2 separate regions of the Mus musculus genome follow, and region 2 is linked to region 1. The links are chromatin loops, found by intact Hi-C in ENCODE. Cell type or tissue: left cerebral cortex. All regions are shown on one strand. Links, peaks and the distances in the headings refer to the core of each region. The heading gives the core; the rest is flanking DNA.

Evidence for each region. Peaks named below come from ENCODE experiments on the same cell type or tissue, not always from the same donor. Only the 100,000 strongest peaks of a DNase experiment are listed, where the experiment ranks them.
Region 2: it touches region 1 in a loop (3-fold over the local background); 6 of 42 quality-filtered maps call a loop at or near these places.

Annotation. Positions count from the first base shown.
Region 1 is chr4:16,008,795-16,019,292 of GRCm38, forward strand. Osgin2 (oxidative stress induced growth inhibitor family member 2) reads right to left here and starts at 5,094. Exons shown (of 6, transcript NM_145950.5): 1 at 4,893-5,094. The coding sequence starts at 4,936. In left cerebral cortex, for the core only: a CTCF peak has its summit at 5,062; DNase peaks (open chromatin) are centred at 3,360, 5,154 and 5,858; H3K4me3 peaks cover 2,434 bases; H3K27ac peaks cover 1,077 bases.
Region 2 is chr4:16,064,776-16,075,273 of GRCm38, forward strand. No RefSeq gene overlaps it. Among named protein-coding and RNA genes, the nearest start is that of Osgin2, 56 kb to the left of the region's middle. In left cerebral cortex, for the core only: a CTCF peak has its summit at 4,752 (motif pointing left); a DNase peak (open chromatin) is centred at 4,760.

The DNA of each region.
Region 1 (10,498 bases), core at 3,341-7,340:
CAATTCATTCTTATATTGTATGTAGGCAATAAAATATCCATAAGTTGCATAATGCTTTCGATTGTATATCATGTAAGTCCACAAGTCTGAAGTAGCTATTTATCTTATATTAATATCTTAAAAGCACATTAACTACTGAGTAAGCTTTTTACCGGGCTAGGGAAGTAGCTCAGTTGGTAGAGTACCTGCCTGCATCAGGACCTGAGTTCAGTCACCAGAAACCACACAAATAGACTGATCACTATGTCCACTCCCTGGGGCTCAATAGCCAGCCAGTCCAGTCTGCTTAGCAAGCTTAAGGTCAGTAAGAGAAACCTTGTCTCGGGGGAAAAAAAAAAAAAGAGTGATTTCATCTAGAAAATATAGGTGGATAGTTTCTAAGTGCATTGAGCGTCCGTGCGCACACGCACACCAACACATAGCTTCTTCAAAGACAATTACAGATGAGATTTTGTAATTCTTTTGGGATGCCTGAGAAGAACTTGTTTCCTCTCTACTTTTTTTTTCCTCAGCCAGGAGCTGATGATGCACATCTTTAATCCCAGCAGTCAGGAGGCAGAGACAGGTGGATCTCTGAGTTTGAAGTGAGCCTGGTGTACCACAGAGTGAGTTCTAGGACAGCCTGGGCTACACAGAGAAACTGTGTTCAGGAAAAAAAAAATTTACACAGAGATCTAGTCATATATAGTGTCAGATATTTTAAGGACACAGAGAGCACAAACACTGGTCTTTTTGGATAAAAGAAATAAGACCTTAATGTTGACTTCTAATCCTTATTTACCAACTGCATCTCTAGAAACTAGTTTCAGTATCCCGTCATTCAGTCAAAAGCTGTAGTAGCCTCTGAACTCAATGCTGTTGTTTTTAGATTACTTCAAAACAGAATCCTCAAATTACCTTTCATCTCTCATCAACAATTTCAATGTCTGGAAGGGTTAATACCATACATATTAGCTGTGTTTATTAGGGCTTTCTAAATGACAGATGTTATTTCACAGGACTAAGGCGAAATTGTTTATCCCAGAGGGCTGATAAATGGAACCTTGAGAGAGAGGCTCCAACCTGCCTTTGATAGCTCATTTCTATTGTCAATGTGACTTAGTCTCAGGAATTTTCTAGATCAGATTATTTGAAGCATGAAAACGTATCTTAATTGTGGGCCACACCTTCTACTAGAAGGCCTGATAAAAGAACATGAAAGGAAATTTGCTTTCTAGTCTGTTTGTCTTCATTTTGCTGGCAAGTTCCTGTACTATCCTGTTGCCGAAACATTCCTTCACTGATCTTAGAACCAGCTTCTTCCGGCTGGAGAGATGGCTCAGCGGTTAAGAGCACTGACTGCTCTTCCAAAGGTCCCAAGTTCAAATCCCAGAAACCACATGATGGCTCACAATCATCCATAATGAGATCAGATGCCCTCTTCTGGGGTGTCTGAAGACAGCTACAGTGTACTTTCATATAATAAATAAATGAATCTTTAAAAATAAAATAAAATGAAATAAAAGAACCAGCCCCTTCAGGGTGTTCACCATAGACAGCAGCAGCAGCTCTCCAGAATCTTTCAGGAATCCAGTCCCAGCCTGGGAGTGCTGAGATATCCAGCTCCATAGTCTATGGACTAAACAACTATCAGATTCGCCACTTATCCAGCCTGAAGCAGCCTTTGTTGAACTACCTGGACCATGTAAGCCAATCTACTACATTCCTTTAATAACCATTCCATCAGTTCTGTTCATTTAGAGAACTTAATACACTACCCCAGCTAGTACAAAGTTACACTAAGTACCAAATACACTACCCAGGATAGTACAAAGTTACATTGACCATACAATACACTACCCAGGATAGTACAACACTACACTATCTAATGCTCTACCCTAGGACAGTACAAAGTTACATTAAGTATACAATACACTACCACAGAATAGTACAAAGTTGTTAAGAGACACCAACCTTTCCTAGCTCTTAAAACAAAACAAAACCAAAAATCTGCCTTAATAGCAACTAGTACTATTAGATTTCTATTTGTTTTGTTTTGCTTTGTTTTTAAGATGGAATATTTTATTTAAAGCCCATCAGTGAAATGGACAGCTTGTATCTATGACAAATTATTCATGTTTAAAGTCAGTAACTGTATGCCCAGACTACAACGTTCTGAGTTGAAGCAGAATAAACTTCCTTGTAAAAGTTGCACCTTTGTGAAATTTAATTTAGTATTCAGCTTCTTCCTCACCCTCTCTCCTCAACAGAATCCACACCAATTTCCTCATAATCCTTCTCTAGGGCAGCCATATCCCCATGGGCCTCTGAGAACTCCCCCTCCTCCATGCCCTCACCAACATAACACTACATGAAGGCATGCTCTGCATTCGCAAGATCAAACTTGTGATCTAGGCAAGCCCAGGCCTCAGCAATGGTTGTGGTGTTGCTAAGCATACACACAGCTCTGTTGGCCAGATACACTGTGGGAGGCTGGTAACTAATGCCAATCTTAAAAGTGAGTGGGGCACAAGTCCACAAACTGGATGGTACACTTGGTCTTAATGGTAATGGCAGCACTGACATCTTTGGGAGCCACATCTCTGCCGTACAGTAGGCCATGTATTTACGACGCCAACGGATCACTATCTAGTTGGCTGACTAAAAGCAGACATTGGTCATCTCTGCTATAAAGTTCCTCGTAGTAGGCTTTCTAAGCAAAAATGGCAGGAGCATAGTGGCCAGAGGACGTAGATTCTAGGACAGGGCACAAGATTGGTCTGGGATTCTGTCAGGTCAACATTCAAGGTCCCATCAAATCTGAGGGAAGCAGTGACAGAAGACAGTCTGACCTATCATCCTATTTAAGTTAGTGTAAATTGGGTGTTCAATGTTGAGATTTCTATAACAGATGTCACAGATGGCCCCATTATCTACCACGAAGGTACAATCAGAGTGCTCCATCCAGGGTGGTATGGATGGTGAGGATGGAATTGTAGGGCTCAACTACAGCAGTGGAAACTTTGGGGGGTTGAGTAATGTAGAACTCCAGCTTCAACTTCTTTTCATAACCAATAGAGAGCCACTCCATCAGCAGGGAGATGAATTCACAGCCTGATCCCCTGCCAAAGCCATGGAAAAAGGAGAAACCCTGAAGCTCTGTACACTGGTCAGCCAGTTTGAGAGTCCTGTCAAGACAAGGTTAATGATATCCTTGCCAATGGTGTAGTTGCCAGGGGCACAGTTATAGGCAGCATCTTCCTTGCCTGTGATGAGCTGAGCTGCTCAGGGTAGAAAAGCTGGCAGTAGGTACCAGTGCGCAATTCATCAATAGCTATGCATTCCAGGTCTACGATCACTGCCCAGGGCACATGCTTGCTAGTGCCTGTCTCACTGAAGGAGATCCTCAAAGAGTCATCTCTTCCCCAATGATCATGTCACTTGGCATGTGGCCATCAGGTTAGATGCCATTTTCCTAGCAGTAGAGCTGCCAGTAGGCATTTCCCATCTGGACATCAGCCTGGCCAACATTTATGGAGATGCACTCACACATGGATGCTACTTGAGGCTGCTGAATGAATGGGGGAAGACAAGGAAGCAGTACTTCTTATAGCTTGACTCTTAAAAGGTCTCTAATGATACATTTAACTATAATAATGTAGCAAACACGGTTTCTTCTCTCCCAACACTAAACTGTAGCAAACACTTTTCACTCCCTCCCCTAAATTTCTCTGCACAGAGATAAGAGGATGGATGGTATTTACCACATAGCCTCAGAGTAAGAATTCCAAGCTCTCCCCTTACCGCTCAACAGTACCCCAAAGGTGTCAGGAGACTTTCAGAGGGTTATTTTCTAAAAGAAATGTAGCTCCCCAAGAGGCTTCAAATTTTCACTCCAGCCTGCTTTTTACAATACTCAAAGTGGACGATGTGTACATACACAACAATCTGTCTAGAACATAGAATCCAGCAGTCTTTGGCATAAAACTTTTCTAGATCTAGAATTTAAAGTCTCCTTACAAACTCAGGAGGTTGGGCAGACCTAGGTCGTTGCTATTACAGCAGGAGTCTGATTTCTCTGCACCTCACATTCTTTTTTAACCTCTTCTGTGAAGGTTATTAAATACACACGACATTTATCTATATCACATAAAATAAGCTCTGTGATTTGTATTGATGACAGTCACAAATACTGTGACTTGTGGCTCACATTAGTAAAGAAAGCAATGTTAGTATTTTTAGAAATGATATTAATATCCTTTCCACCCAAGTTAATGTTTCACCTAAATTCTATGAGCCTCTATTAAACAAGTCTTTATCAGTTTATTCTGTAACATTCACACATGTAAAGCCAGTTCCCAGAGTCCTTACTAAACGTAACATTTCATCCCATCCAGTTTCTTGTACTTTTGATCTTATTCTGTAATTCCCCGAAGTGTTGGTCAATTGTTCTGAATCTAGAACATACGTTCATTCATCTTTGAAACTATTGTTTTTCTCACCGTAAGAAACTTTCATCATAATTTGAGTATAAAACTGCCACTTCCTAAATTTCTCCATTCTAACATGGCTTTACATCACTCATACCTTAGTAAGTCACGACCCACTGTCACTACATGACACATTCTTCTCCACTTCCCTTCAAGCCAGTAACTTATGTTATTAGATTTTTAAAAGATCAAAAATTCAAAGGAGGCTCTTCACAGATTTTCAAATTTACCATTTACATGTAACCGACTCACCGCCGGCCTAGCCACTCTCGCCGTCCTGTGACCCGCGCGGTCCAGGAACAAGAAGAGGGGACAAGAAAAGAGCGGGGTCCACGGAGCTCCGAGCAGCGCCGGCCCAGCGGGCGGCGGCCGAGGAGCACACGCTGCAGAGCCAGCTCCGACCCATCCCGGGGGGAAAGTCACCTGAAATGACCGGCCAGGGAGCAGCGGCAGCACCACACAGGCATGGAGAGCGGCTGCCGTCCTCCGGGAGGGCCGACCGCGGGCTGGTCCCGGCGCGCGCTCTGCCTGCACCGCGGCTCACAGGCGCGGGAGTCTGTCCCCGGCCAGCGGCTTCCGCTCCTCCCCGCCGGCGGCAGGGCGGCGCAGCGAGTGATGAGCGCCGCGCTGGGGGCGGGACCGGGCGCTGCGACGGCGACGCGCGGCTCCGCCCACCAGGTGCGGCGCGTGGACGAGGCCGCCGATTGGTGGAGTCGCGGCGAGGGGCGGGTCCACGGAGAGGGATGCGCAGGGCCGCGGCGCTGCGGTCCGGGTCCTCACGAGGCCTAGGCTCGGGGCTCGGGGTGCGTTCTCGGTGCCCGCTCTTGGGATTGCGGAGCAGAAGAGGGGAGGCTTCTACCTCAGGCCTGCGGGTCTCAGGGAAGTCCGGCCGCGAGAACCTACCTGAGCTCACGTCCTCGCACTGTCTCGGGTGCATCTGGCCTCGGCCCCCGCATCGCGGCCACCCAAAGACTCCCACAAACCTTAGGTGCTCCGGCCGCTCGCCTGGCGCTCCCCCTGGCCATGTTCAGCCTCCCTTCTTAAAGAGCGCCGCTCCACCATTCCCCGGACTGGGCAAGGCCTCACTCAGCCATGCAGAGACTAGTGGGGAAAGGGGCTGGGCCAGAAAAGATGTTTTGAGTCTCTCCAGGTGTCTTTGAGTCAGCACAGGGAGTGCATCCAACTTGGTATTTATCCAAAGTTAAAAGGTGAGGGTGGACACTGTCAGAGCGATTAATCACCTTAATTAATTAATTAATCTGCTCCGACAACGCCTTCACCCATCTCCGTTATTGGGGGGCGGAGGGGAGCAGTTAAAACACTTGTATGTTTATGTCTTTAAAAGAAATTCTCTTTAAGAATGTTGGTTGGAGTCTGCATTTTTTAAAAGAACTCATCCTGGCAGAACATTGGCCCATGCCTTAATTTCAGCCCTGGGAAAGCAGAGGCAGGTGGATCTCCATGAGTTCAAGTCTAGTTTGATCTACATAGGACAGCCAGGACTTTGTAGAGAGACCCTGTCTCAAAAAGAAAGAACTCAGCGTGCCTCCAGGATTCCATATCTAAAAGGTGTATTCACCGGATTTTAAAAATTGTTTTTCTCCTCTTTGAAAATAATGGCAGTATGAGCTCATTTTACGTTTAATGTGTTAACAGTTGTGAAGGAGAAAGGGAAGAAGAAGCTGCGTCTGCCGAGACATTGACTAGAACTGCATTATAGTGGGAAGCTTGGATTGCTGCAGGTCCATCCAGAGGCTAATTACCTTATCTAGGCTAGATCTAGCACTGCAGAACACTAGCTATTTGTCCAACTCTATGTGTGAACTAACGTCTTGTGACTAGAAGATTAAAAACTTTTTGGAATCTATTGACTAAACAGGCCACTAGCTTCCACCAACCAAAAGCTAAGAATGCAATAAGATAACACCCTGAGACTATAGTAACACTTCCCTCATCTTGCTGTACCTGTCTCTCTGGCGTGCTTTAATAAACTATAACAATGGATTTTACACTTACCTTGATTTCTTGTTCTGTGAAACTTCACAGAACTGCTTCCAGTTGGAACATGGAATTTGGGGTAGTTAAAATTGTTCCTGGCCTATAGCCACTAAAAATGGCTCCAGAATAATGTCTTCTTATTCTGTCTAAGAGGAAAGCTGTGGTTTTTTGCAATGTGATGTATAAGACTATGCTTTTTCTAATATTTATACCACTATCCCTTTATACATCTTTTCCCATTAGGTCTTTGTTTTAATTTGTAGGGAATTTTTTCATTTATATTGTTTTTTCAATGGTTGCAGAACAAAAACACCAGATTTCAAATTTACATTGGTTTGTATTTAATGTATTTTGAACAATTATTTTTGGTCTCTCGTGTACCGGGTGTGAGGGGCAGAAATGAGTACATGAGTGCAGATACATACAGAAACCACAGAGGTTATGGGGCAGAAATGAGTGTGTGAGTGCAGATACATACAGAAACCACAGAGGTTATAGAAGAATCCTGGAACAGAAGTTAGAGGCAGTTGGGAGCTCCCCAGTCTCTGTTCCTGGAACCCAACTCTGGCTTTCTGCAAAGCAATTATGTTCTTAATAGTTGAGCTCTCTCTCCAGCCCCTAATGGTTTGAATGTGTCAGAGCTGTAAGAAAACAAATTCCTAGTGTTTAAGCTTTCTGATCTGTAGTCTGGCAGTACAGCAGCCTGAGCCAAGATAGTGTATTTTCCCATTTTCTACAAACAAGTTTTTTAATCATTCAAAACAAACAGTTGCATTTTATATCATCTGGGCAAACCTAGTAATGATCATGCTATAAAAGCCAATAATTTGGTCATATAATACTCAGAACATTCCAGAGGAGAGTCTAGAAATGGTATTATTTTATAGTTTGAAGGTAGAAACCCTTTCAGATTTTTTAATCATCAAGATCATTGCTCTTTTGGTTCCATAAGCAGCTGTGCCTATCTCTGATGAAGCTAAAATTCTCTTCAGTTTTGGCCCTAGACAGGAAGTACTGTGTGGTCACTTCAATGATCACATACAAAACTGGGGGTGGAAGCTCTATTAAAGACTTCAGGTGAATATGAACTAGCCAGTATCCCCAGAGCTCGTGTCTCTAGCTGCATATGTAGCAGAAGATGGCCTAGTCGGCTGTCATTGGGAAGAGAGGTCCCTTGGTCTTGCAAACTTTATATGCCCCAGTACAGGGGAACGCCAGGGCCAAGAAGTGGGAGTGGGTGGGTAGGGGAGCAGGGCGAGGGGAGGGTATAGGGAACTTTCAGAATAGCATTTGAAATGTAAATGAAGAAAATATCTAATAAAAATTTGAAAAAAAAAGACTTCAGGTGAACAAAACTTCAGGTTTGTTTAAGGGACAGAAATCTAACAAAGAGGCTTCCCTCTTAAGTAAACCTTTTAAAGTTTTTGTTAATAGTACAACAATCCAGTTCAGCTGCAGAGAATTTACAGAAAAAGATCAAAATAACTTCATACATCATATTTTATAAGGGTTAGAATAAGAGAGCAAAAGAAGCCTAATGAGGGGTGAGATTCAGAAAAACTACCAAGCCACACAGTAAGATTCCATCGCTGTCTGAACAGAAAGCTGTGTGCCTACTTAGAAAGCTGCACCTGCACTCAGGCTACAGCTATGTCTGACATGCAGGATTTTAATGTGTTTTTTGTTTTCTCTGCTACAAAGTTGGTTTAGGAGGTCAGAACTTTGTTTCTTTGTTCAGTGTTACATAGCAGAATTTGGCTTGTGGTAAACTACACAGGTAACACCCAAGTTAACTCAACAGGGCTAAAGTTGGCTGTGTCTTGAACGAAATGGAAGGAATGAGCCAATTTAGAAGAGACATGTTTTACATGTCTTACATGTTTTATAGCTTATAAACTCAATATGTGGGCATCATTTGCAGTATTATAAGATTAGAGAAAAAACAAAAATTGAGGCACCTCATGTGACAAAATTTTTAAAATAAATTTTAGAAAATGAGAATAGAAGATGTTGGAAGAAATGCATAATAAGAAAGAGTAGGAGTAGCAGGGGGTGGTGGAGCACACCTTTAATCCCAGCACTCGGGAGGCAGAGGCAGGCAGGTCTCAGAGTTCAAGGCCAGCCTGGTCTATACAGGGAGTTCCAGGACTATATAGAGAGTCCCTGCCTTGAAAAACAACAGACAAAACAGAAGGAAGAGGATAAAGGAGTTGTGAGAATTTTGGTTTCTTTGAAAAACACAGAAGTACTATAAGAATATGTTTTCATTTTAATTCCATGTGTGAGATATGGGGTTGCTTTAGATTGTCCACAGCAGTGGACTATGATTTGCCTCTTGCTCTAATAGGGGCATGATTGTCAGCCACAGATATTCTGCAAGTATGTGATGTTTGGATTCTGGGGACTTTTCAGATGGTGTATAAATGTGAGAGCCTCAATGGGGTTGCTGCTGGTGGTGGTGGGTTGTTGGGTGGTTGCTGTTGATTGCTGTTGGTCACGGTTTCTCAGTTTATTAAGTAGTCATGCGCAAAGAAAAAACAACAAGAAATTAGCTATCCAGTCCCCAGCAAGGAACTTGACAATCCTAAACAGCAGGAAGTTTTTTAATGGTAACATCTCTCTCTTTCCCCTCTGTCTTTTTTCCTCCCCTATGTGGTGTTAGGGGGTTGAATGGGTAGAAAAGGGGTATTGAAGGGTAGAAGGGAGAACCCACAGTATAGATAACTAATGCCAGATATAGAAGGAGGAGGAGGAAGAGGGGGGAGGAGGAGGAGAAGAAGAAGAGGAGGAGGAAGAGGAGGAGGAAGGAGGAGGAGAAGAAGAGGAGGAGAAGAGGAGGAGGGAGGAGGAGAAGGAGGAGGGAGGAGGCAGAAGGAGAAGAGGAAGAAGAAGAAGAAGAAGAAGAAGAAGAAGAAGAAGAAGAAGAAGAAGAAGAAGAAGAAGAAGAAGAAGAAAAGGAAGTCTGCATGTGCAGATAGCCAACTGCATACTAAGCAGGAAAAAAAAAACGTGCATGAAAGTACCTTGTGGAATATGCTAAGAAGAGCAGAAGAAGCAAGAGTCTAAAAGCTCTTAAAAGGAATGAGAATCAGACTAGCGTTGGCTTGTCATCAACAGAACTGAGCCTTAGAAGGTATACCCTTGAAAGCTCCCGGTAATAGCTTTGAGCTTGGAGCCTGCTGTCTAGACTAAAGGGCTCCAGGGGTAGTAGGAATAACTGCTGATAGAAAAAAGGGAGTTCCTAGTTATGATAGTATCCTGGGAATATTTTCAGAACCTATTCAAATGATGCTGCCATAAAAGTAGGCTTTAATAACAAAAGTAAAATTGCACTTTGTAATACAATTGAAATGGCTTTGTGACAAAAGATGTCGCAGAATGAACCTTTGCCTGGACAGGGAATGTTGTTTACATAAAGACAAAATAAACATCAAGCTATTTTCAGATTTATATCCTATACAGGCAAGAAACTATTAGTGATTTTGTAGTGCTGGATAGCAGGAAAAGAGCCGTTCTGATGAGAAATGAGCAGTTCTTGGCGGCAGGAATGGGAGGAAACAGTCTCGCACGTTGAGCAGAGTCATGTTTCTTAACGTTGGCTGCATATTAGAATACCAAGGAGCTCCTAAAGCTCACCCTCAATGCTGGAGTCTCAGCACTGCTGCTGGGCCTTCTCCACTGTCAATTAAGTTCAAAAGGTTCCGTGGAAGGGACCTGAGACGCATCATACAAATCATGCAATTCCTGAAACCTCAGCCACTGAATTGACAAAACTGTCAGACCAACCCCTATCTTTTGAGGAGTTTTATTAAACTGTCCTGACTAGCCTGAAAATCTTTGTGCTGACCAGACTGACCTGAGATTACAGCAATCTTCTTTCCTCTGCCTCCTGAGTGCTGGGATTACAGGTATGAACCACATTCCTGTCTCAACTCCCCTTTTCCCACACATTTTCATTTTGATATTTGTAATAAAGTTAAAAATCTGAAAAGGAAAAACTACTCACTCTTTTCCCCCCAAGACTTCTGTTG
Region 2 (10,498 bases), core at 2,738-6,737, 55 kb after region 1:
GGCCATCACTGGAAAGAGAGGCCCATTGGACACGCAGACTTTGTGTGCCCCGGTACAGGGGAACGCCAGGGCCAAAGGGGGGGAGTGGGTGGGTAGGGGAGTGGGGGTGGGTGGGTAAGGGGGACTTTTGGTATAGCATTGGAAATGTAAATGAGCTAAATACCTAATAAAAAATGGAAAAAAAAAAAAAAAGAAGAAGAAAACAAAACAAACAAACAAATAAACAACCACTATATACTGCCAAAAAAAAAAAAAAAAAGATTCAATTCCTGTCTCATTTCAATGTTGTTTTGAGGAGTGAAGCGTTGTGAGCACCCTGGTGTTCTGCTGACCTTGACAGGATAGCCTCGGGACTCCCTAGTAACTTCCTGAGTTACAGAGGAGCCAAGGAGTTCAGGAGTCACGGTTGCTGCCTAGACTTGCAGGGGCCTGGAGTTCTGGGCTGGAAACCTCCCCAGCAGCCATCATGTGGTTTTGCTTGGAGCTTTTCCCTGTCCTGGTTCCCTCCTGGCACCCTCTATCACTCTCATCTAACAAATTGAATTGCTGGGCTCTCTGGTTTGGTTTCTGGGTTAAGGCTTGTTTGACCTTGTTTGTTCTAAAGTGCTTTCTGTGTAGTGCTCATTTCTGGCTATGCCTGGGTGACCTCTGTTTTAAAGATGACATTCTATTCTGTTTCCTTTGTTTTGTTTTCTAACTCTTATTGTTGCCATGGGTGTCACAGCCCCGTTCCTGGTGACAGCCCCTTGGGATCTGTTCTGACAAATTGGTATGACTATACTTACACATCTACAAGGAAAAAAAATTATATATCGGTTTGATATCTCTTACCCCATACCTTTTGCTTCTGAAATGGCTATTATGGGGTTAACATATCAAGATTTTTCACTCTTTGTATTTTCTCTTCTGCTTTTTTTCTTATATAAGATAATTAACTGCCTAAGGTCACTGATAGTTCTGTTATCTTGGTCAGCTCTGACTGGACTGTAACATTCTGTAACTTACAGACTGCTGTGAGACAAAGAAAAAACTATGTAAAAGAGCCTTTACAAACATCCAAGCTCCAAGCTGCAGATTGGACTCTTGGGAAACAGAGACAGGAGGGCAGATCTCTGTGACTTTGAGGTCAGTCTGGTTTAGTGCATTCTAGGACACCCAGAACTAGAAAGAAAGAAAGAAAGAAAGAAAGAAAGAAAGAAAGAAAGAAAGAAAGAAAGAAAGAAAGAAAGAAAGAAAGAAAGAAAGAGAAAAAAGAAAGAAAGGAAGAGAGAAAACAAAACAACAAATCAAACAAACAAACAAAAACAATACAGAGTATGAAGCAGGTAGACAGAAGACAGCAGATACCAGCCAGCCTTGTGGCCCACCCAAAGCAGGATCCACGACAACATGCAAGCATGTTCCATGACAGAGATGGGATAGAAAGAAAAGCAGAACACTTTGAGTATTGAGAGTCAGCAGGTGAAGAGGATGAAGAGGGATAGCCCGTTGGGAGTATCCTGTCCTGTCATCTGAGGCCATGGTGAATTCTTGGCCTGTGCTACTGCTGAAAGCCACGTCTGGGTCTGTGGCCATGCATCAACAGTGATATGTGTTGACATCATGGCTCACATTACCACTAAAGGCCTTGCAGATGTTCCTGATCTCTGCTGCCATCTGAGACCATGTTGATGTCCAAGGGCTGTGCAGCGATGGCCCTGTCCCTCACTGGCTGTAGCACTCTGAATAGATGGCTGAAGCACTGGGGAGTATGGGCCCTGCATGCACCTAGCCTAGGCAGCAGAGTAGAGCTCACTCTGGTGGCATGAGCACAAGACAGCTGGCCCTGCCACTTGTTCGCTTTGTGGTGGTATGGCTGAGGGACAGATGCCTCTCCCCACCTCATTCCTCGGCTGCTGGCAACAGAGCTGGTCCAGAGGTCATAAGAGTGAGAGACCTAGACCTGCCCTTTGTAGGCTGCAACACTCAGGAAAACAGGCTCACATCTCACCTGGGAAGTAAGTACATTAGAGCTAACTCTGGTAGCATGGGCACAAGTGAGCTGGTCCCCAAGGGTGTGAGAGTAGGAGAGCTGGCCCTGACTCTTGCTTGCTGTGGCATTTGGTTGCTTGCTGTACCAACTCAGCTACTGCCCAGGTCCAGATGCAGGGCTTTGAGTTGCCCAACCCAACATCTTACCTCATCTATGAACTGCAAGAACATTTGAAGGGGCTGGTCCAAAATTGCAGGACCTCCATGATAGATGGCAATGACAGGATATTCAAGAGGTGTCCCAATGATGATCCAGTTTTGATAGGGTAGCAGAAGCCAGAGGCCTCAAACCAGACCAATGATTCACTGCAAAGAACATTTACAAGTAAAGATGTGTGGACCAAAGAGTATCCTGTGCAGCACGCTGTGACACATTTCAGCCTCCTCAGTGAGATTTTGTTTGTTTTGTTCATTTTGTTTTATTTTATTTTATTTTTGTTCTTTATTTTCTTTGGGGGGCGTTTTGCAAGGGCAGAGAACAGATATGAAGGGACTGGCAGATGAGGGGGACTGGGGTGCATGATATAAAATTCATAGAAAATTAATAAAAAAATAAAAAACCTTCAAGCAGCAAAGAAGCCTGGCTGGGAAGATAATAGAGAAGAACCTTATAACTTAGCAGTGTGTGGCCAGGGAATCTTAACTCTTGGCATGGTGTCATAAGTAGGATTTGGATTCAACTCTTGTTCAGGAAGTTGATAAACTTATTTATTTTATTACTGTGTCTCATTACATTAAGGGGAGAAATAAAACAAAAAGAAACAACTGTGTAGGAAAGATAGATAGAGGAGACAATATAAGAATATAAAGCTGGGCAGTGGTGGCACACGCCTTGAATCCCAGCACTTGGGAGGCAGAGGCAGGAGAGATTTCTGAGTTTGAGGCCAGCCTGGTTTACAGAGTGAGTTCCAGGATAGCCAGGGTTATACAGAGAAACGCTGTCTTGAAAACAAAAACAAAAACAAAAACAAAAAAACAAAAAAACAAAAAATAAATAAAATTAATAAAAAATTAAAAAAAGGAATATAAGCAGATGCATTTTGGGTTTTTTCGGTAAGGCAAATTAAAAAGAAAAGAAAATACTTTTTTAAGACTGAAGGGTTTTGTTTGGTAAAATAAGATTTCATTCCAAGATAAGCATGACTAGATTTTTCCAAAGGTTAAAAGGAAAGATGAGAGAAAAATCAGAACCCTTAACTCTATTGCAGAAGATTCAAGTAAATCAAAAAGGGTAGATAGAAGACAAGACACAAAGATGCTGTATGTATGGTAACTAAAGGATATCAAAATTGCAAGGGTCAAAGTTCAACATGCTGACGCTAAAATATAGTTCTCTTTAAAGTCCATGAAAGTCTCTTAAGACTGTGTGAATTCTCTGAATTTCTACAATGTTGTATACCAAAAAAAATTAATTTTAATGAAAATATGAAGAAGCCTATATGTGTTGGCTACAAAGAAAGTCTGCGGGAGGGAGTTTCATGCAGGAGCAGGACGGAGCTGTGCAAGACACGATGCCTGTTCTCAAGTTCAATATCACCTTTCCTGAGAAGAAAATACTTCTCAAGCTTCTCTGCCAAAGAAAAGAATTAGAATAAAAGGTTAATTTCTACAGCAGAATATCCAGTCACTGACAGAATTAGAGCCATTCTGTAAGAGATGAGGCTACCTTAATGTGTGGTGGGACTCCCTGTAGACCAGGACAAGTTTGCTCAACACTGTGTAAATATTATTGTCCCGGTGGGTGAGCACTCCTGCCCACAAGTGTCCAGGAAAACAGAGGGACTAGAGAGGACAAAAGCATATTTGTGTAGGTAAGAGGTGGATAACCTGTTCCAAGTGACTGCCAGAGTCAAGAACCTGTCATTTTATCTTTGTCCACATTTCTATTAGGATACCCAAATTAGCAACAGTGTTTCCTGGCTCTCCCCATAAGAAGTAGGTGCCACACCTGGAGATGGCTGTTACTTTCTTATGCTTTGTATCTCCCCTAAGCATTAGGCCTCAAGGTTGTATACGCAATGCTTTTATCTTCTTAATTTTCACTACAGGCTCGTTCAGCTAAGTTCTCCTTATGAGACCTGGAATACCCCTGTACTTTTCAAAACACCTTAGTTCCACGAATTAACAAAGGTTTGTTGTTGTTTGTTTGTTTGTTTGTTTGTTTTTTTGTAAATGTCTCAACTAATCCTTTTTAAAGCACAGCTCCAGTCTAAAGGTTACTAACTTGTGGGTAGAAATGGTGGTGACGAACAGATATTTCCCTTGATTTTCTGTTGTTTGGTTTTAGCTTGTTTTTCTCAAGTGGTATGTTTATGAATGGTTCGCATATAATGTCAATACAGACATAAGGTGGAGGCTCACCCCAGGCCAGCTCTTGTCTCTGTTGTCACTGTCCTGTCTGCTCTGCACAATGCTCTGATCTTTACCCATTCCTCTGTTCATTTTGTGACTGCTGCAAAGAGTGCCAACCTCTTTGAACATCCAAAGACATGTTTGTGTCATTTTGACACTGGCGCCACAGAGATCAAGGCATTTACACTTCTCCAACACAACAAGCAGCTGAACTATTAAATTCAGTCACTTTTATTTTCTGAGGAAAATAACTATATATATTTTTGGAAGCCTCTTACACACATTGCACTGGAATACAAACTGCAGTTTTGATCACCAATGTGCTGCATGCCTTTAGAATACAAATTAAACATTGAGCTCCCTCTAGTGACAATAATATGGATGCATTTAAAAGCAGTATGGCTTGTATATACTTTGCATTCAATTATTTTTAATCTTATTTCATTTTGTTTTACACAATAGAAGGTTTTGAGGGAGACAGAAATCTTGCGTTCCAGAACTACATCCTGAGATCTCATACATTTTTTCCTCCTGCTTTAAATTTCTAGTTTAATAGCTTTCTGATTGTAAAAGGGTACTTTGATTGAAATTTATTGACTTAAGCTTTTAAAATTTGTTGAGATGTTTTGTACCATAACAAGATCTACACTGTAGAATGTTTCATGTGCATTAAGAATGTATATTCTGCTATTGATGAATAGAACAGTCTGTATAGGCCTGTTAGGTCCTTTCATTTTAAAGTATAGCTTCAGTCTGATGTTTCCTTCTAGTTTCTCTATCCGGATGATATACCCAGTGTCTCCTATTATTAGTATAATAAAATGTATACCTCCTTCCTGATATTCCAATATTTATATTATGTGCTTAGTTGCACTGATGTTGAGCATATATGCATTCATAACATTATTCTTCCAGATATACTCCTTTATCATTATGTAATGATCTTCTTTTATCTCATTTTTATAGTTTTGATTTCTATATATTTTTACGTGTTGTATATATTGGTACCCTCACTTTTCCTTTTCCTTAGGGTCCTTCCTCCCTGTCATACCTTAAAAAAATACAGATATTTTTATTGTATATTTTTTTATTTACATTTTAAATGTTATCCCTTTTCCAGGTCTCCCCTCCAGAAACTCCCTATCTGCTCCCCTCCCCCTACCTCTATGAGGGTGCTCCCCCACCTACCCACCCACTCCTGCCTTCCTGTCCTGTCATTCCCCTATACTGGGGCACCTAACCCCCTCAAACCCAAGGGCTGATCCTCCCACTGATGTCCAACAAGGCCATCCTCTGTCACATATGCAGTCAAAGCCATGGGTCCCTCCATGTGTACTCTTTGGTCCAATCCCCAGGAGCTCCAGGGCATCTGGCCAGTTGACACTGTTGCTCCCTCCATGAGGCTGCAAACCCCCTCAGCTTCTTCAGTCCCTTCTCCAACTCCTCCATCGGGGACCCTGCACTCAGTCCAATAGTTGGCTGCGAGCATCCACCTCAGTATTTGTCAGGCTCTGGTAGAGCCTCTCAGGAGACAGCCATATCAGGCTCCTGTGAGCAAGCACTTTACGGGATCTGCAATAGCATCTGTGTTTGGTGACTGTATATGGAATGGATCCCCAGGTGGGCAGTCTCAGATTTTTTAAAGATTTATTTATCTGTTCTATATAATGAGTTCACTGTTGCTCTCTTCAGATATACCAGAAGAGGGCATCAGATCCCATTGCCAATGGTTGCGAGCCACCACGTGATTGCTGGGAATTGAACTCAGGATGTCTGGAAGAGCAGTCAGTATGCTTAACCACTGAACCATCTTTCCAGTGCCCCCTCCCCCCGCATCATACCTTTTAAAACTCAGTTTAAATATTATCTCATTAAAGTATTAGCTACTTTTCTGTTTACTGAGACAAAATACATGGCAGAAGCAATGACTGAGAGAATGATTTGTTCTGGCTCACTGTGTCAGGGCATCTCAGCAGATCATAGCAGGGAAGGCTCAGTGGGGCATGTTGTAAGAGTTTTCTTTTATGAAGCAGACCAAGAAGCAGAAATAGCAGCCTGTACCAGAAACAGGTATAACCTTCAAAGCCCTGTCCCCAGTTACCCATTTTCTCCACCTTCTACTGGGTTCCCAGTCTTTGAAATAATTACAGATGCTGAGAGCATGTGGAAGGTATTTATGACTCACCCTATACCATGTTGCCACAGGCACCCCTGAGCTCAGTGTCATCCCATGCAAAGTACATCGGGTGCAGCTTCAAGGGCCCCAGCAGTCTTAACATGATTCAAAAGTCTCAAGTTCCATGTCTCTACTCAGACTGAGGGTTCTTTTAGCTGTGATCCTCTGTGAAGCAAAACCAAAACCAAAACCAAAACCAAAACCAAAACCCAAACCAAAAGAATGAATAGCTTTCTTTCTCAGTATGTAGAACAAGTGGTCATTACTTTCCCAGAGGGCCGTCATTCTCATCTGAAACCTCACCAGTGCAGTCTACACTCTTCATATTCCCACCAGCACTGTGGTCTTCCAAAGACCCACTGGGATTTCCTATTAAGCTCTGCTTAGAGTCTGTTAAAGTTTCTCTAGCCCATACCTCCAAACTCTTCCATTTTTTCTTGCAAGCCAGTCCCAGGGCCCAGCACTCACAGCTTTATAGCAGTATGAACCGTTAACTCCTCGAAACAATTTTGAGTATCAGTTACTGTTGTGTTTTATCTCAGCGGGCCCTGCCAAGGTGTAGCCCTGAACAGTTAAGCCGTGCACATGCCTAGTATAAAGGAAGTTTATTTGGGACCTGGAGAAGGGGATAGAGACTGAGAAGGGAGGGGGACAGAAAAGGACAGAGAGGGAGAGGAGAGGGGAAGAAAAAAAGAAGGGAAGAGGCCGGCTAGGGACATGTGGGGAAGAGAGAGAGAGGGAAGGAGAAAGAGTAGATGGAAAGAGAGAGGAAGAGAGAGGAAGTGAAAGATAACATAGGGAGAGAGACAGAAAGACAGAAAGAGACTGAGATAGAGACACACAGATGGAAGCCAAACAGCCCTTCTTATAGTGAGCAGGCTCCTACCTGGCTGTTGCTAGGTAACTGTTAGGCAGAGCCTAGACGAAATGCCAACATTCCTCTATTTGAGTTTAATTTAAAAATGAGGAACTAGAAAGAAGGGATGGTGGGGCAGAAATGGGGTCGTCGTGTTCTTTAATTACTTCCTGCTGACGTTGGGGTGATCACTGTGTCTTTTGGGAACCTAAGAAAACTGGGAACGGGCTGTTGGTCAAGTCGCGGGAGAGCTGGCTGTTTCATTGCTGCCCAGGGTCTGTGGAATCATCTGAGGCTAGGAAAGTGCAGGTGCAGTAGAAGTGTCTGTGAAGGTAGAGCAGATTTTGAGAAAATGCCTGGACTTTGCAAGAAACTGAAATACATACATATTAGAGACAGAAAATAAAGTTTAAGTAAGTTTGGGAACAAATCTTTTTCTTGGGTATGTATTTGAAGCCTTTAGGCTCATGGTCTTGGTGGTTGGGGGGAGGAGAATCCCCAAACCAGGGAACAGGGGGAGGGTGGGAACCTGTGGCGTTGTGGGTCCTGTGTCTGCTCTGCCACAGGACATGGACGTTGGGGAGGAGGAACAAGCACCATGGCAGAGCTGGTTCAGGGGTCCCCAGGCCAGCGATGAGGCCGGGGCCATCTGGTTCTCAGGCTCTTGGACACGCAGGCATCCCTGGGAGCCTGAGAAGAGCAGAGAACAGAGTGGGGGCCTGTAGGCAGGATCTAGCCTGGGGTCGGGGGGAAGGGGTAGCTTCGGCTGGTTCCAAGGGGAGAGTACTTGGCTTGACAGAGGCAGCAGGCTTGGCCTTGGTGGTAGTTGTGGCTAAGAGAGCAGAGAGGCCTTCTACGTGAGATTAGACAGTGGCTTTATAGGTCAAGGCCTTCTCCATGGGTCCCCACAGCAGATCCCGATGAAAAGAGCCAATCCATGGTGTTAAGGCATTTATTTCATGGCAGAAAGTGGATGTGTAAAACCATACCCCACTTCCCAGGGTGGGCCTGAGGTTAAATACCTTTTGCAGGGAGGAGTGTCTGGGCAGGAAAGCTTATTGGCTAAGCCCTCCAGGCCTTTAGGTACCCCATTAAAATGGAGATTTGTCTTGAGCTTACGTGACCACAGGTCATATCCTCTATATGTGGAGGGGCTTGGGGCATTGCCCTTATGTGATTGATGGCTACAAATCTATGGGGGGGGGGGGGGGGAAGGGTCTGTGACTAGTGACAGAGCCTGGAACAGCGAAGCACCTACCATCCCTTCAGTGTTTCTGGGGTTTCAAGCCTTAGCCCAATGAAGAAACAGGCTACCTTTCAGGATCCCACATCCACCCTCTGAAATATGCAACAGGTGGAAACTTAGGGTATTGATTATCAGGGGTCCACTTGATTCATGAGAGGTAGATCTGAATGGATTTCCTGGAGCTTATGGGAACCTTTTTAAGTTTACAAAATAATTGGTCTTACAGATTTAGCCTGAGAAACACCTTAAGTCTATAGTTAAAAGACCACCAAAGGAAACTTAAATTTGTATCTAGGAAAGTGGATCATACAGTGGATTGCTTTGTTAGAGTTAGGCTAATTTATAAGAACTGTGTTGATTAATGTTAGAACTCTGAACTTTTGAAGTTCTAATATAACAGTAGCATAGCGAGGGGAAGAAACCTGAAGCATTTTGTAGCTTATATTATTTTCTATTACCATTTAAAAATTATGACCCCCAACCTTTATGTGTTGCAATTACCAACCTCAATACCTTTTCTTAGACCTTCAAATACATTTTTTTTAGATTCTCATAACTTCCAAGCCTTTATATCCTCAGATCTTGCATACAGTTTACATTTTTTTTTTCCTATCCAATTATGTACACTGAGACATAGGTGGCTGATCACTGGGGAGCAGTTTTTTTGTTTTTGTTTTTGTTTTTTGGATAGAGGTGTAGCAGAAAGATATATATACAAAGGGTTACATCTGAAACTTGTGTATCTTTTATCACGAAGCTTTTGAGCAAGACAAACCTGTTTGCCTTTTAGGTAAGTCTTAAACTGGTAGTCTTAACTAGCTAATGGACTGACTAACGATCTAACACAGTGGTAGATTACCTTGGGATTAATAGCTTGTCTGTTCTCTAGCTATCAAGCTGCAGTTAGCTTAGTTTTCACTGTAATCAGGAACCTGAGAAGGATAAAGTGCAATTTAGATGTCATATATTAGTTAAAAGGACAGAGGTTAGTCTATAGTCCACTACCTAAACACTTCTCCCAGGTTCCTGTGGTCTCCATCACAACTCTGGCCATTAGGCCCTGAAGGTGAGAGGTTTTCTGTGGAAGAAGAACATGGGAGAGATGGCTTTATCTCAACTTAAGCAATATAAGACATTCAAATGTCCAGCATTCTCTGTTGGTCCACAGTTTAGGCTGAGCCCTGGCAGTGAGCAAGTCAATGGGGCAGTTCTTCCCAGTGGTTGGCACACCACAATTCAGATGAGTCCTTTATTATGGTGCCCATGTCTTTTTGGAGACCTTGGGAGGGGGGCGTCACTGTTAGGATTTGGGAGTTTCTTTCTGTCATAGTAAGCTTAAACATTTAATGCCACATTCAGCAGTTCTCTGATAGGACTGAGAGCTAGTATCTAGGAAGCGTATCTGAGTTAGACACATCTGTGTCTGCTTTTAGTTATCTGCTTTAGCTGTAACTAGCAAACCTAAAGCAGGGGCTAAAACTGAGTATTGTGATTAACGGCACCTGTTCTAAGCATGACTTTAGAGATATTTCTGAACATATTAGAAGATATCACCATTCATAGGGTTATTGTCTATTAGCCTGCATTTAACTATAGGAGCTTTTATGAGATTAGAACTGTTATAGTGGATTTTGAGACTAAAGCCTGTTAGGTTTGAGACTTAAAAATTAAGATTTTGAGTTGAAACTTTTTTTGTATCATAACAAAACTTTTTAATCTACAAGCATAGTCCATAAAGAGATTTGGAACCCTATGATTCCCATATGATATATTATTATAGAACTCCATAGCTTATAAAATACAAGGCTACATTAAAACTTTTTGAGGAGGAGGGGTG